2 separate regions of the Homo sapiens genome follow, and region 2 is linked to region 1. A link is an interaction called in ENCODE POLR2A ChIA-PET data of the cell type or tissue named here. Cell type or tissue: A673. All regions are shown on one strand.

The links. Peaks named below come from ENCODE experiments on the same cell type or tissue, not always from the same donor. Only the 100,000 strongest peaks of a DNase experiment are listed, where the experiment ranks them.
Region 2: POLR2A ChIA-PET joins it to region 1 with 7 read pairs; 2 of 35 experiments call an interaction of 5 or more read pairs at or near these places.

What each region holds. Positions count from the first base shown.
Region 1 is chr1:186,964,667-186,972,666 of GRCh38, forward strand. It overlaps PLA2G4A (phospholipase A2 group IVA), which reads left to right. Exons shown (of 18, transcript NM_024420.3): 15 at 743-927. Among named protein-coding and RNA genes, the nearest start is that of LINC01036, 120 kb to the right of the region's middle. In A673, no CTCF peak of the experiment used is centred here; a DNase peak (open chromatin) is centred at 3,215; H3K27ac peaks cover 309 bases.
Region 2 is chr1:186,766,957-186,774,956 of GRCh38, forward strand. No RefSeq gene overlaps it. Among named protein-coding and RNA genes, the nearest start is that of PLA2G4A, 58 kb to the right of the region's middle. In A673, no CTCF peak of the experiment used is centred here; no DNase peak of the experiment used is centred here.

The DNA of each region.
Region 1 (8,000 bases):
GTCCTTGATCATTTTCTTCATTGCATTTATCACGTTATGAAGTGCCCTCTTGATACATTTATTTACTTATTGGAGGTGTACTCGCAATATGAGCTCTATCAGAGCAGAGCATGTATCTATCTTGTTCAGCATCTGGAATCATATCTGAATGGTAGTAGCCAACATATATTTGCTGGGTGTGTTGGCTGGATGATTTCCTTGAACTCCCACCTTGTGGTGGAATGCACACTCACCCTCAAGAGAGGCAGCCTGGGAACCATACAGAGTCTGCCACCTCCCAGTTGTGCCACCTTCGAGATGACTCTTCATTGGCTTCACCCTCCATTTACAGATGTCCTCTGCCTCACCTGTCTGTTATAAGAATTAAACAAGATTATGCATGAGGAAATGTTTAGAAACATGTAAAGACCTACGTAATGTAAGATAATACTATTGAAGTGATCATAGCTTAGAGTTAATACCAGGACCTGAGCTAAGTGCTTTCCATGCGTTGTCCCTATAAATCCTCACAGCAACCTTATTTGATAATTACTTTTATCCTGATGTTACAGATGAAGAAACTAAGACTTAAAGGTAATAATTACAATTGCTAAAGTTGGTTTCATGCCCAGCTCTATTTGTCTCCAAAGCCTGAGGGCCTAATCATATGAAATTCTTTCAAATTTGAAACCAACATTTTTAGATGATAAATACTGATGAATGATCATTTAATTCATTCTTGTTTTTCTTTTATGTTTTTAAGATCCTGATGAATTTGAGCGAATATATGAGCCTCTGGATGTCAAAAGTAAAAAGATTCATGTAGTGGACAGTGGGCTCACATTTAACCTGCCGTATCCCTTGATACTGAGACCTCAGAGAGGGGTTGATCTCATAATCTCCTTTGACTTTTCTGCAAGGCCAAGTGACTCTAGTCCTCCGTTCAAGGTAAGGATACATAATACAGCATTCCATTCTCTACCACATTCTCTTGCTTGCCTTATAGATCTCTTAGTCCCTTTGACTCCAGTTTCTTATTCCTTTAATGTATTTTCTACATCTTTATGAGTAATAGTTCTAAAACGCAAACATGGTTCAATCAGTCTCCTGCTTAAAGACACTTTTAAATAATTCTAATGAGCTCAATAAAGGTCAGAGCCCTGAGCAGGACAAGAATAATACAGTGGGTCTGAAGTTTAGAAAGGAAATGAGGCTGAGATTTGGGAGTTAGCAAGTAAATGATCATTAAAACCATGAATGGAGAGGGTACACCCTGAGAAGAGAAGTAGACATAAATAGTACTTTAAAGAATGCTAACAAGGGGAAAGGAGGAGAACAAAGGAAGTGTGTAGTATTATGAAAACTGAAGATATATTAACAAGGGGGTTTTTTGGTGAACTGGACAAGGCCAGTTTCAATAGGGCTGTGAGGGCAGAAATCAGACCAGAGTGGTTTGAGGGATGAGTGGAAGTTAAAAAAAAAAAAAAAAAAAAAGACATCATTTCTGTAGATTGTTCAGGGAAGGAGATGGACTGTATCTGTAAGAGGATGTGGGGAAGAGGAAAACTGTGTGTGTGGGTGGTTGGGGGTGGGTTAATAGAAGAGACAAGCATGTTTACATACTGATGGCTAGGAGTCGTTAATGAAGAAGGTATTACTGAAGAGAGGAGAGATGAGATATAGGATGAAGTCACATCTCTGGGAAGGATGTAGGGATGGGAAGTGGGAAAGGAATCAAGGACACAAGTGGGGAACAGTATTGAAATGTCTACGCTGGGGGAAAATGGCAGCAGATGAAGATTTATCATTAGGTATGGAAAAAGGAAGTTAAGGAAGTATTCATGTGATGACTTCGAAGTTTTATAGGAATTAGGAGTCAAGGTTAACTTGTGAGGATAAAAATATGGAGGTAGTGGAGTCAGGCATGTGGGGTAAATAAAAGTCCGCCTGTGTTGAAGAAAAGAGAAAAGCTTCTGAATGTGGCAATATGGAAAGATTGCTGGGCTGCACTTTGGCCTCACCCTCAAATAAACACGCTTTGTTCCCTCTGCCTGGAATACTCAAAACATTCTTTAGACACAGCTCAAGTGTTATCTTTCTTGACTTCCACATATATGGTTAAAGTGCATAGGACTCAGTCAATTCGTCTAATACAGCAATTATCATAGTATGTTGTATGTTTTTGCTTACATATATATTGCTTTCACTGTCTGTGAGCTCCTTGTGACTAGAACTCTGTTCTCTGTCTGTGTTTATTTTGTTTTAATCATTTGGTCCTAATTGTCATTTAGGTACTGGCCAAAATATGAGTATGTAGGATTTTTTTGTAGGTGAATAAATGAAATGCTATGAGAGAGATGGAGTTATTATTTTGATTTTATAGAATAAGAAGTGGCAATTCATAATAATTAAATGGAACAGTTCATGATCTCCTAACCAGGTGGAATCAGTGATAGCCCAGGTCAGGTCCTCTGACAGCATATCTGTTTTTTTCTCTATCATATGATGATTAAACTGCTCTCAAGACCAATAATGGTTATTATAATAACTCTTAAATATATAGAAAACCTTACATGTTCAAAGTGCTTTCATACTTTATCTATTTTTGGGGTAGTAAAGGTATTCAGACAAAGAAACAAGTATCAATGAGATAAAATCTTATCAACAAATTAAATAATATGTGGAATGAGCACAGCCCACGACCTGGCTAGGGAAGTGCTAGTTAAGAAATGGTGAGATGGGACCAGACTCCAAAGCTACAGAATGAGAATTTCTTACCCTTTACCAGCTGCCTTCTTTGTGCACACTGTTCATGAACTCTTTTCTGTGTAGTGTGCTGTGTGCAGCAGTTAGTGGGAAAATACAGTTCCTGATCTCCCATAACATTTTGGTTTTTTGGGGCAAAGACTTTTATTCACAAGAGCCACTTGGAGGGGAATTGAGAAACTTACTATTAAATAGTCATTGACATAAGTTTACATAAGTATGTGTATTATAGGGGATAAATATAAGAATAGATTGGTGCATACTGGAGTTAATGAACAGGGTAATAAATGAAATAGGGTGAGAACAGCACAGAGATGGCAATGAGCACATCTAAGGGGCAGGAGTGATCTGATTAGAAGTGACAGATATTCAGCTCCCTTAGAAAGGCTTAAGGAGAGAGTTTAAGACAGGACAATAGGAAATGGAGAATCAGTGGAGGATTTCAGCAGACAAATGACTTCATGAAATTGGAATTTTAGGATGATTAATCTGACAATGGAAAGTAGGATGAGTTGGAGAATGGAAGGCAAGGAATTAACATTAAGAGACATGTATTGTAATCCAACCATAGGATAATGAAGTACTACTGCACCAGAGTGGGTGACTATGAATTTGATGACCTATGAGAAACAATGGGGAGGTGGGTTTCAGTGGATGACTCTAAGATGATAGCTTAGAAGCTGGTCTAGTGGTGGAAGACACTGTATTATTCATTTCACCAATGGGGGTATAAAATGTCAAAGCCATCATTTTACATGTGAATCAGGGCTCCACCACCTTAATGAGTTGGAGGAGGTTTTGGAATATCACTTTGTACCTTTAAAAAGAATCATTATACTTGGCAGTAGTTTTTAAATGTTGACTCATTATTTGTGATTAAGAATAGATACTTGTAAAATGTATGAACATTTGGTTTATAAATGCAGTACTTCCAGACAACAGCTGTTAATATTTTGGTATTTTCTTCTAGTCTCTTTTCGCGGTGTGTATGTGTGTGTGTGTGTGTGTGTGTGTGTGTGTGTATGTGTCTATACCAGGGTCATGTAGTTTTGCATTCTGTCTCTTTCTACTTACAACTGTATTATGAGCATTTTTTCATGTCATTAAATATTTAAGAAAACAATTATAAAGACATATAATACAGTAAATATAAAAGATATATAAGATGTTTATAAAATAAAATAAAAATATATACTATCTCTGTATACAGATACGTATTTATTTAACAATGCTCTATTTTCAACTTTTAGATTATTGCTATCTTGCCACCTTTTTCTGTAATCATTATCCTTGCACATGAATCTTTAATCACATTTTAATTATTTATTTAGGTTGGTTTCTAGATGTGTATCATTTTATGACTTCTAGTAAATATTTTCAGATTGATTTCTAGAGAAGCTTCATCAATTTACATTACTATGTCTAATTATATATTTGAGTCTCTGTTTTACATGCCTTTGCTGGCAGGAAAAAATATTAAAGACGAAGTAAAAAAAAATTTATACAATATGATGGGGATAAAAAACCTCACATTTATGCTTCAGTTTTCTTCCTTTGTGAGACTGAATGGTTTGTCATGCTTATTATATATTGATGTTTTTAAACTACTTTTAATTGGATTATTTGTGATGTTCCTATTAATAAACATTCTTTTTATGTCTTAAGAATATTAAAGTTTGTCTTATTCTTGCAAATATGACCTAATATGTCATTTGTATTGGGACTTTTGTTGTTGATGATTTTATTGTTTCAAATATTTATGTAGGAGCTTCTTCCATTGTTTTTATTCTTTCTTATAATTTTAAAAATTTTTTTCACTGTATTTTCTCTTTTTCATATCAGTTTTTTAAATTTTTATTTTTAATTATGGATGCAGAATACTTGTACATATTTATGGGGTACATGTCAAATTTGATACAATCATATGTGGAAAGATCAATTAGGGTAATTGGGATATCTATCCCCTTAAGCATTTATCACCTCTTTGTGTTAGTAACATTCCAATTCCATTCTTTTAGTTATTTTGAAATATATAATAAATTATTGTTAACTATAGTTACCCAATTGTGCTACTGAACACTAGATCTTATTCCTTTTATCTTACTGTATTTTTGTACCAATTTTCCATTCACTCTTTATTTCCCCTTTCCACTAGCCTTCCCAGCAGATGGTAACCATCATTATACTTTCTATTTCCATTAATTCAACTGTTTTTAGTTCCACATGTAAGAGCATGTAATATTTGTCTTTCTGCGCCTGGATTATTTAACTTAACATAATGTCCTCTAGTTCTAGTTCCTGACATGTTATTACAAATGACAGGATTTCATTATTTTTTTTATGTCTGAATAATATTCTATAGTGTGTAGGTATCACATTTTCTTTATTCATTCATTTGTTGATCAATGCTTACATTGATTCCATATTTTGGCTATTGTGAATAGTGCTGCAATCAGCATGGGAGTACAAATATCTCTTCAATATACTGATTTTCCTTTCTTTTGGGTATATACCCAGTAATGGGATTACTGGATCATATGGTAGTTCTATTTTTAGTTTTTGTAGGAACCTCCATACTGTTTTCTGTGGTGGCTGTACTAATTTACATTCCAAGCAACCATGTAGGAGGGTTCCCCTTTCTCCACATCCTCATCAACACTTGTTATTTCCTATCTTTTGGATAAAAGCCATTTTAACTGGGGTAAGGTTGAATCTTATTGTAGTTTTAATTTGTATTTCTTTGAGGATTAGTGATGTTAAACATTTTTTCATATTCCTGTTGGGCATTTGTATGTCTTCTTTTGCGAAGTATCTATTCAGATCTTTTGCCCGTTTAAAAATCCGATTGTTTTTCCTATTGAGTTGTTTGAGCTTCTTATATATTCTGTGTATTAATCCCTTGTCAGATGGATAGTCTGCAAATATTTTCTCCCATTCTGTGGTTCGTCTCTTTTCTTTGTTGATTATTTCTTTTGCTGTGCAGAAGCTTTTAAGTTTGATGTGATCCCATTTGTTCATTTTTGCTTTGGTTGCCTGTGCATCTGAGGTCTTATTCAAGAAATCTTTGCCCAGATCAGTGTCCTGGAGTGTTTTCCCAATGTTTTATTCTAGTAGTTTTATAGCTTTAGGACTTAGATGTTACTCTTTAATTGATTTTGATTTGATTTTTATATATGTCAAGAGACAGCAGTCTAGTTTCATTTTTCTGCATGTGGATATTCAGTTTTCCCGGAACCATTTTTTGAAGAGACTATCCCTTCTCCAGTATATATTCTGGGCAACTTTGTTGCAAATGAGTTGAACTGCAATGGGTGGATTTATTTCTGGGTTCTCTATTCTGTTTCATTGGTCTATATGTCCGTTTTTGTGCCAGTATCATGCTGTTTTGGTTACTGTAGCTTTGTAGTATAATTTGAAGTCAGGTAATGTGATGCCTCCAGCTTTGTTCTTTTTGCTCAGGATTGCTTTGGTTATTTGGGGTCTTTTGTGGTTCCATATAAATTTTAGGATTTTTTTTTTCTATTTCTGTAAAGAATGTCACTGGTATTTTGATAGGGATTGCATTGGATCTGTAGATTGCTTTGGGTAGTATATTCTTGAAATTCATTCTTACCAACATCAGTTAAATGTGGATTGATATTTTAATTTTTATTTTATTCTTCTAAATATATTTAACTCATTAATCTTTTTGAATACATTGCCTTTGTAATAACATAATCCCCCATAGACTTTTTTGGCATTATTTTGTTATACTTATTATATCATATACTATATGATTCTTACAGGGCACAAGGATATTTTGTTTTAATCTTTTGTGTTCCATTAATCCATCTGACAATCTTGCAGTTCTTATGTCAGTACCATACTGCATTTTAATAACTGTAGCTTTATTATGTGCCTACTATAATAAAAAGCATGTCTCCAATCACTCCTTCTGTAGTACATATAGGCATTTCTACCTGTGCATTCTCTTAGATGTGTTTTAAAATCATTTTGTCAATTCTTTTCTTCCCGTGCCTTTCTCCAAATTTATATACTTCCTTTTATTATTTATTTAGCATAACATGAAACCTACCATTCTGGAAATAATGAATTATATTTTCTGACACTTAATATAAAGTAAATTGCAATATATTACACATAATATAGTTTTTCTTGTCTCTAGGTATGTACTTCAGCAAGTTCAAAGTAAACAAAATAATCTTTTCAGGCAGAGTTGGAATATTAAAAGTACCTTAAACCTATAAGTGTTGTTATCAAAATATGTATTCCTAAATTAGTCTAAAAGATTGCCAAAGTAGAATTGTTAAATTGATAAAAATATTATACTATCAATACTAAAGTAGAATATTTGTTTTATATATAACATAATAAGATTTGAAAATTTGCGAGGAGTCTACATAAAGTTCTTTTGATAGGAGGGGAGAATCCCTAATGTAATAATTGGATATATGCAATATGATTTTATTAAGGTAATTAAATAGCAAATAATTTCCTATTTTTGAGACTGAAATATGGATACTGCCTTTCACAAAATATTAGAGCATAAATGCTGGGCAAAAAATTAGAACTATTGACTTTATTTCACATTTGCAGAAAATTCTAGCACTTCGTGTAGTTAAATGTCATATTTTGTCAAGAAGATACAGAAAGATGGAGATCATGTCTTTTGATAAAAGCAACCACAATTTATGTTGTTGTATCTGTGTTGTAACTGGCCTTGAAAGTTAATGACATCAGTGTGACACTAATTTATTTAGATTAGTTAGCACACACCTAGTAGTAGTCCAATATAAAGAGTTCATTATTCTAAATATTATTACTATTAATTTATCTAACAAAAGCAGCTTTGTGTTTCATTTTGTCAAGTTTCTTTTTGTTAACCATTTAATATCTTAGATGTATAATATGAAAATTTAGTGTACCATTAGAGCTCATCCAAAGACAATCAGTGAGATTGATTGTTGGTCATGAAAATAAGCCAAAGTCTTCATACTCAAGCATGCAAAATTAAGAGGCTGTGAATTTAGGGGAAAATGAAGGGACTTTGGGTTTTGTCGGGGAGCAAGAAAGCAAGGAATATAGAAGAATTCAGAGTTTACTACTTGAAATTATTTTCCCCTTTATCTTACTAACTTTTAGGGAGAGTGATAGATTTTAGTTATTATGCCATAAATTAAGTTATATTGTGTTGCCATACGTTGGACATAAATCTGGCTCAGTTTTTCAGTGCTCATTTAAATGCTTAATGACAA
Region 2 (8,000 bases), 200 kb before region 1:
AGAAATGACTTGCATTAAAAATAAAGTTGTTGTTATCCTTTATTAAATTTTTAAGATGTCTTTCACTAAAAATAAGTAGTCGTTTCTAAACCTATAAGTAAAATGACTCCTTGAGTAATTGATTTAATAATAGGCCACTTTTCAGAATTTCCTAGCCTGTATCCTATGCTTAAACATAACTTTATCTTTTTTACCTACTACTAATAAAGCATCGTATAGATAATTCTCACTTGAGCCTCACACTTTCCTGTAAAAAAGCAGGATGGACATTATTTTTTCTCATTTGAAAAACCAAGACATTGAAACTCATGAAATTTTTTGCATGTTCAAACAACTCACAATAATGGAGCCAAGACTACAATGTAGACTTCTGTTAGGTGTTGATAAAAATAAAATGGTTAGGATCTTGAATTCTGTAGTAAGAAGAAAATAGGTTCAAATTCTGCCCCCATCATTTACTTGCTTTAGGGAACTGGACAAGCTATTTAATTCTTTCACTACTCAGTTTCTTTATCTATAAAATAGGGAAAATAATAATGTCTACCTCATAGTTTGGTTATACTAATTAAATAAATACCTATGTAAAGTATTTAATGCAGTGCCTGGTTTATAAGCCCAATATGCTTATGAGGCTCATTCAATAAATGATTGCTACTGTAATCAGATTTGTCCTTCCTTTCTACTCTATAAAGGCATCCTCAACAAAGTGGCAAAAGCTTGGCTTTGGAATCAGACAGATGATTTCTGATTTCTGCTTTATCACATGACCTTTGTATGACTTGCTTAACTGTAATCTCTTCCAGCTACAGTTTTGTCATCTGTAAAAGCTTAGGGGATGTTATAAAGATTAAAGTCCTGGCCTATAAAAAAAGAGATTTAATAAATGTTAAATTTCTTTCCTTCCATCATGAATCTTCTTAAAAAATTTGATTTACAAAGTACATATTTTTAAACTATGTTCTTTGCCACTTGCTTATGTAAGCCATCTTATTCAACAATATATTACCAACACCTAGTAGAGTGGCTATATCTCATTAGGTGCCCAACAAATACGTACTTCATGGAGAGAGAGGGAGAATTCTCTGCAGCTTAGGATGGTCAGAGAAGGCTTAATGAAAGAGATAAGACTTAAGTGATGCTGGGCATTGTAGCTCATGCGGGTAATCCCAGCACTTTGGGAGGCCAGGCCAGGTGGATCACTTGAGCCCAGGAGTTCAAGACCAGCCTGGGCAACATAGCGAGACTCTGTCTCAAAAAAAAAAAAAAAAACACTTAAATGAACCTTGAATAACATTTAGAACAGATGATCACTATATAAGAATAGAGAATGGTATTTAGGTGACCTGCTCATGACAAACAGCCCATAAAACCTGAACTCTAAATATGAGGGAGAGTGATAGTACTTGTAGAAACTGTAGTGATGACATTCTTTAAGTCTGGCGCAGGGAGTATTTGGAATTCTAAGGCAAGAATGATACATATTCTGGGAGGAGCTTGGAGAAAAGTGAGTATGGTGTAGTGTTTTTTAGAAATGGAAAAGACCAGTCAAAATGGCCTTTTTTATCTCTTAAAAGTAGTAACAGAATGACTCATTAGGCTATCTTCACAATTCTGATTTTAATAAAATGTAATAAAATCAGTTTTCCCTTCATATATTTTCTGAAATTTGATTCTAACTTTCCTATGGACTGGAATCATTCCATTACTTTTAATGATGTTAAACACATATACAAAAAGAAGCTTGGAAATAGTTACAAAACTGTCAGAAGATAATTTTTTTTAATAACAGGGAAAAAGTGCATAGGCATTAGTGCTTTCATTGATCTATATATTGCCACTGGGGTGTCAACACATTTGGCTCTTAGTTGAGGTGGTGGTGGAAAAAAGGCTGCAGAAATTGTATTGAGTTTTCTTCTGCACAGGGCTCCTTGACTACAGGTGAAAAGGATCTCACTTTTGAGGGAAGGCTGTGTTTGGCAGGAGTTAAAAGTGCTGAGGACATGGAAACTATATATAACACCAGAGGTTTGTCAAGGGTGTGGGTCCAGGTGTCCTGATTTTGAAATTTTCTTTTGAGGCTACCTCCTACTGAGTAGAGCACAAAGATTTCTTTCTCTCTGTAATATGCATGCTTGAACTGGAACAGGATAAGGTTGATGTGAGAGCTTCAGATTACATTTTGACTACTTGTTAAAAGGGCTTCACCTATTTATAAGCTTTTTCACTTCCTTATTTCTTTTGTGAAAATCTCTTATTTTCATTCCCAATGACCACACTCTGGAGCTTGTCACCATCTAGAACTGCAGTACATGAAATCTTAAACTCAGTCATTCCACTCTCTGGCCATAATGTCTTTGTCAGTTACATCCCTACCACCTGCCTTACCTCAAAGGAACTTGTAATTCCAGAACCCTTTTCCTTCATTCTTACTTATCAGGTTTTCAGTACTTTCAACCTTCCTTTCCGGATGTTGTTCTCCTCTCACCAATAATCTAGATTCTAATCTATTGTCACAAATGACCTGCAAAACCTGAGACATGCTGAATCCAACGTTTCTATCACTTATGAAGTGTTAGATAGTTGTAGATAAGTGCCACTGGAGAAAATGTTGTGACCTCCCCGACAGAGCTATGCCATGTTTGTTTGTTTTGTTTTTAAATCTCTAACCGTAGCAGTAACCTGCAATTCTGTCCAGAATTTCTTCATATTTCCTGATCAGCTCACTCTCTCCTTCTCTAGAGCTATTACCTTAGAGCTTTTACAAAGTAAGCTTCTGTCCATTGCCTCCTCAACTTCCCTCTTATTCTTAGAATACCTTCCTACTTAATTCTTAGAGAAAATGTAAGCCATCGAAAAAGAGCCTCTCAACATCTATCTCTAAATCTAAAGACTCACCTGCATCCATATTCACTTTTCTTTCCTCTCTTAAAAGAAGCAATGTCTTTCCTCCTAAACCTCTCTACCTGAACTCTCTGTATTTCTATCCACTTGACCTCTCAAGGAGAGGTATTTCTATCCACTTGTCTATTAATGATCCCAACTCTCTCAAATTCATTCTATATTTGCTCCTTCCTATCAGCATTAAGCTTGCTTAAATCTCTCCTTTCTTAAAATCAAAATCTTTCCTTGACTCCATATTTGCCTACATTTATTCTCATGTATCTTCTCCATTAAGGCCAACCTTTTGAATGAGTTATCAATTCTCACTTCCCAACCTTCCTTTACTCTTTATATTTTTCTATATGTCTATTTTTCTATACGTTTACAAGTCTATTATTCTCACTAAGGGTTACACTGACTTCTTACGATTAAATTCAACGGATAATTGTTATTCCTTATAGCTCTCCGTAATATTTAATGTTGTTCCTCTGTTCCTTTCTCTGTAAACATTTCTTGGTGGCTGTGACTCTATATTCTTTTGTTTCATTTCTCCATTTTTCCATGCTAACTCTTCTTACCCAACTTTTTTTGCTAGCTTATTTTCCTTGCTCATTTCTTAAATACTGATGTTTCTATGAGCTTTATTTTTAGCCTTCTCTTTGTTACATGTAAGCTCTTGGTCAATCTAATTAGGTTCCATGGCTTAATTTTATTCCCATGTGCTGATGACTCTTAAATCTATATCTCCATTCAGTGCCTCTTCTGAATGTTGATTCACATATGTAGTTCCTCTTGGGGTTCCCACAGATCTATGTCTGTTTTTGCTTGCTCAGGCTGCCATAACAAAATACCATAGACTGGGTGGTTTGCACAAAAGAAATTTATTTTCTCACAATTATGGAGGCTAGAAGTTTGAAATCAGGGTGTCAGCATGACTGGATTCTGGTGAGGGCTCCCTTCCTAGCTGCAGACGGCTGCCTTCTCATTGTGTCCTCACATAACAGTTCTCTCTACTCTCTCTCTCTCTCTCTCTCTCTCTCTCTCCTCTGCCCCCTGACTCTTTCTCTCTCTTCTTATAAGGCCATAGACCTATTGAATTAGTGTCCCACCCTTATGATCTCCTTTAACCTTAATTACTTCTGTAAAGGCCCTATCTCAGGATACAGTCACTTTGGGGGGTTAAGGCTTTAATATATGAATTTGGGGGGAACATAATTCAGTCCATAGCAATGTCCACGATTGAACTTATTAGATCTACACTAAAACCAGCTCAATTTCCTATGTTCCCAATTTCAGTGAATAGCACCAGAGACCGTACAAAGTAGTGGTGAAGAAAACAAACCTTTCTGGACTAAAATCCAGGCTCTTATTACTAATAATTTACCCTTAGGCCTCAGTTATTTCATCTGTAAGTGGGCTTAGTAATCTACCTTAGAGAAATATTGTTAGGATTAAATGAGTTGATTTAATTCTTAAAGTAGTGCCAGATGTGCTTTTTTAAAACAGTACTCATAAACATCAACTATTACTATTGCATCCACCTAATTAGTTAAAACAAACACCTGCAAGTCACCCTTGAACTTTACCTCTCCCTCCTTTGTAGGATTTATTTAATATCCAGGTTCAGTAGTTTCTGTTTCTTTACCATTCTGGAACTGATTCACACTCTCTATTCTTTTTCTTATTACCCAGGCTCAGGCCAATAACTACTACTTTTTTGGCTTATGAAAATAACACAATAGATCAGACGTATTGGCTGACACCTGTAATCCCAGCACTTTGGGAGGTCGAGGCAGGCGGGTCACCTGAGGTCAGGAGTATGAGACCAACCTGGCCAACATCATGAAACCCCATCTCTACTAAAAATACAAAAATTAGCTGGGCCTGGTGGTGCATACCTGTAGCCCCAGCTACTCGAGAGGCTGAGGCAGGGGAATCACTTGAACCTGGGAGTTGGAGGCTGCAGTGAGCCGAGATTGTGTCACTGCACTCCAGCCTGGGTGACAGAGCAAGACTGCATCTAAAAAAAAAAAAAAAAAAGAAAGAAAATAAAAGAAAGAATAAAGAAAATAACATATTAACTAGTCTTTCTTGCTGAATTCTTTCCAAACTATTTTCTCACTGCATCCAGAGAGGTTTTCTAGAAATGCAAATCTTTTCATGTTTGTTTCCTGCCTGAATCAATTAGATGGCTTCCTGAAAAAATACTTATAACAAGTAACAAGGTTCTTCACGATATTTCCACGCCTAACTGCATATCTTCATTTCTCCTCACTTACCAATTTTCACTCAATGCTGTAGCCACATCAGCTACTTTATTTACTCTAAGGCAGTGCTTCCCCAAGAACCTCTTTTACTTCACAATACATGGAAAACGAGAATAAATTCATGGTACACTGGGGTAAACCAGTAAATTTGGTTGTGTCTAGAGCCAGTTGGTCTAAGATCTCACATACTCCCCCAAGCATAAAAGAATCAATATTTAAACATGTCTGTAACTCATTCACAACACAGCAAGATAACTAGGGAACATTAGTTTGTAAGCTCTAGCATACCCTGTGTTTTCAATTGCAGATTGCCATGACCAATGCCATGACTTTCACTATCCTTTTCTAAAGCCATCATAACCACTACCAAAACTCCTCTAAAGAGCAAGCTAGTCATTTACCTTTACATCCCAATTTAGAAATCATTTCCTCTAGAAGCCTTCATATACCTTTTTTTTTTTTGAGACAGAGTTTCACTCTGTCGCCCAGGCTGGAGTGCAACGGCGTGATCTTTGCTCACTGAAACCTCTGCCTCCTGGGTTCAAATGATTCTCTTGCCTCAGCCTCCCAAGTAGCTGGAACTACAGGCACACGTTACCATGCTAGGTTAATTTTTGTATTTTTAGTAAAGACGGGGTTTCACCGTGTTGGCCAGGTTGGTCTCAAACTCCTGACTTCAAGTGATCCGCCCACCTTGGCCTTCCAAAGTGCTAGGAGTACAGGTGCACACCACAGCACCTGGCTAATTTTAGTATTTTTAGTAAAGACAGGGTTTCACCATGTTAGTCAGGCTGGTCTCAATCTCCTGACCTCAAGTGATCCGCCCGCCTCGACCTCCCAAAGTGCTGGGATTACGAGTGTGAGCCACCATGCCCAGCCTCACCTATCTTTTGTGTTTGGGTCAGATATTTTTCTTGTGCTCCATATTGCAGCCTGTAACTCTCCTTTTATAGCTTATATAAAAACATGTTCCTGGCTGGGCATGGTGGCTCACTCCTGTAATCCCAGCACTTTGGGAGGCTGAAGCAGGCAGATCACCTGAGGTCAGGAGCTCGAGACCAGCCTGGCCAACATGGTGAAACCCCGTCTCTACTAAAAATACAAAAAAAATTAGACAGACGTGGTGGCGGGCACCTGTAATTCCAGCTACTCGGGAGGCTGAGGCAGGAGAATCACTTGAAACCAGGAGGTGGAGGTTGCATTGAGCCCAGACAGTGACATTGCACTCCAGCCTGGGCGACAAAAATGAAATGAAACTCCATCTCAAAAAAAAAAAAAAATGCTCCTAACTTTTCAGATACGTTGACAATACAATTATGAGTAAATGCATAGGATCCAGTAAGAACATAGAAAAACATGCAAAGCAATGATAAGGATGAAATACCAATATAAAATTAACACTCAATAATGCCTAAAAGTTCTTACCAAATGTTGTCACTTCCTGTGTTTAATTAGGTAGATTTTTCATTGGCATAATAAAAATAAACACTTTTTAGATAGTAAACCAACTCCTCTTTTAGCTAATGTAGTTGCCTGCCTTAGGTACTAATATAAACTAGCAAGCTAATTGCTTTCCTCAATTAGGGAAGATGTAGCTTTAGGTATGACGGGGTTTTGGCAGCGGCACTGGAATAAATCTAAATAAATGGTTAGATATTTACATTGTTATTTTTTTGAAATATTTTAATGCACCCAAGCATCAGAATCTCCTATATACCAATGTAAATTTCCCCATATCTTCTAGAAACAAATGTGCTTTAAATGCATGATTAATTTACCATTTTAGAGTCTTGACTCAATTCTGTTTCAAACTGTGTAAAAAAATTGAGAATTAACTTGACATTTTAACATCTCAGTTCTTGGAATAGCATTGGTTTTATTAATTCCAAAGTGCTTTTTAAAGATAAATCCAGTTTACTTAACATTTAGCCTAAATTCTGTTTGACCTTTAAGACTGATACTATATATACATATATAATATAAATTAATCCCTTATTCTTCCTTTAAGGTAATTTATCTAATTTTGAATTGTGACCTATCTTTAAAGAACATTTTTACACAAGAGGGACATATCAGATATGAGAAAAGTGGTTACAGGAATTTAGGATTGTAAAGTAAATCATTCAAAACAGGAAATTTGGGGGTTTTCTGCTAATAAAACTCAAAACCGTATTATTAACTGACCTATTCAGTATGAAAATAATGTCAAAGGGAAATTTAGGAAAATCTGTTAGGTAAGAGATTAAAACCAGCTGACTATTTAGCAAAGTAGCTTTGAAATCTATTATTATAACAGGAGTTTGGTTTGTTTTTCCTGGAAGAAGAGGAGGTTGACCAAATAATATTCCGAGGCTCTCCCAAAATTGTACTCTTCCCCTTCTTCATCTCTCTTTGCATTCTTTTCTGTCAGCCTGTCCCGCTTTCCTCTGTATTTTCCTATTTTTTTTGACTCCTGCCCCTTAATTGCTGACATGTTCAAATGAAACAATCACCATGATGAAAAACAAAACAAAACCAAAAAAAAAAAAAAAAAAAAAAAACCCTTGGCCCTGTCTCCTCCCCTGGCTACAAATCTCTTTTCTTTTTTTCAGCCAGACTTATTTAGATGGCCACATTTTTCTGTCTTCTGTATTTCCTCAACTTCTTTTTTATTCTTCCACATGTTACAGTCTGTTTTTCACCTGTCTTCCTGTTGAAACTCTGTTCAGTAACATAACTGAGAACCTTTTATTAATGTATGTAGGTAATTCATCTCAAACTTCTTTGTGTTCCCAGCAGTACCTGATACTTCTGATATCACCTCTACTTCTTGACCCTCGCTGTCCTTGAAATGGTAAAACTGAGGCAATGTCT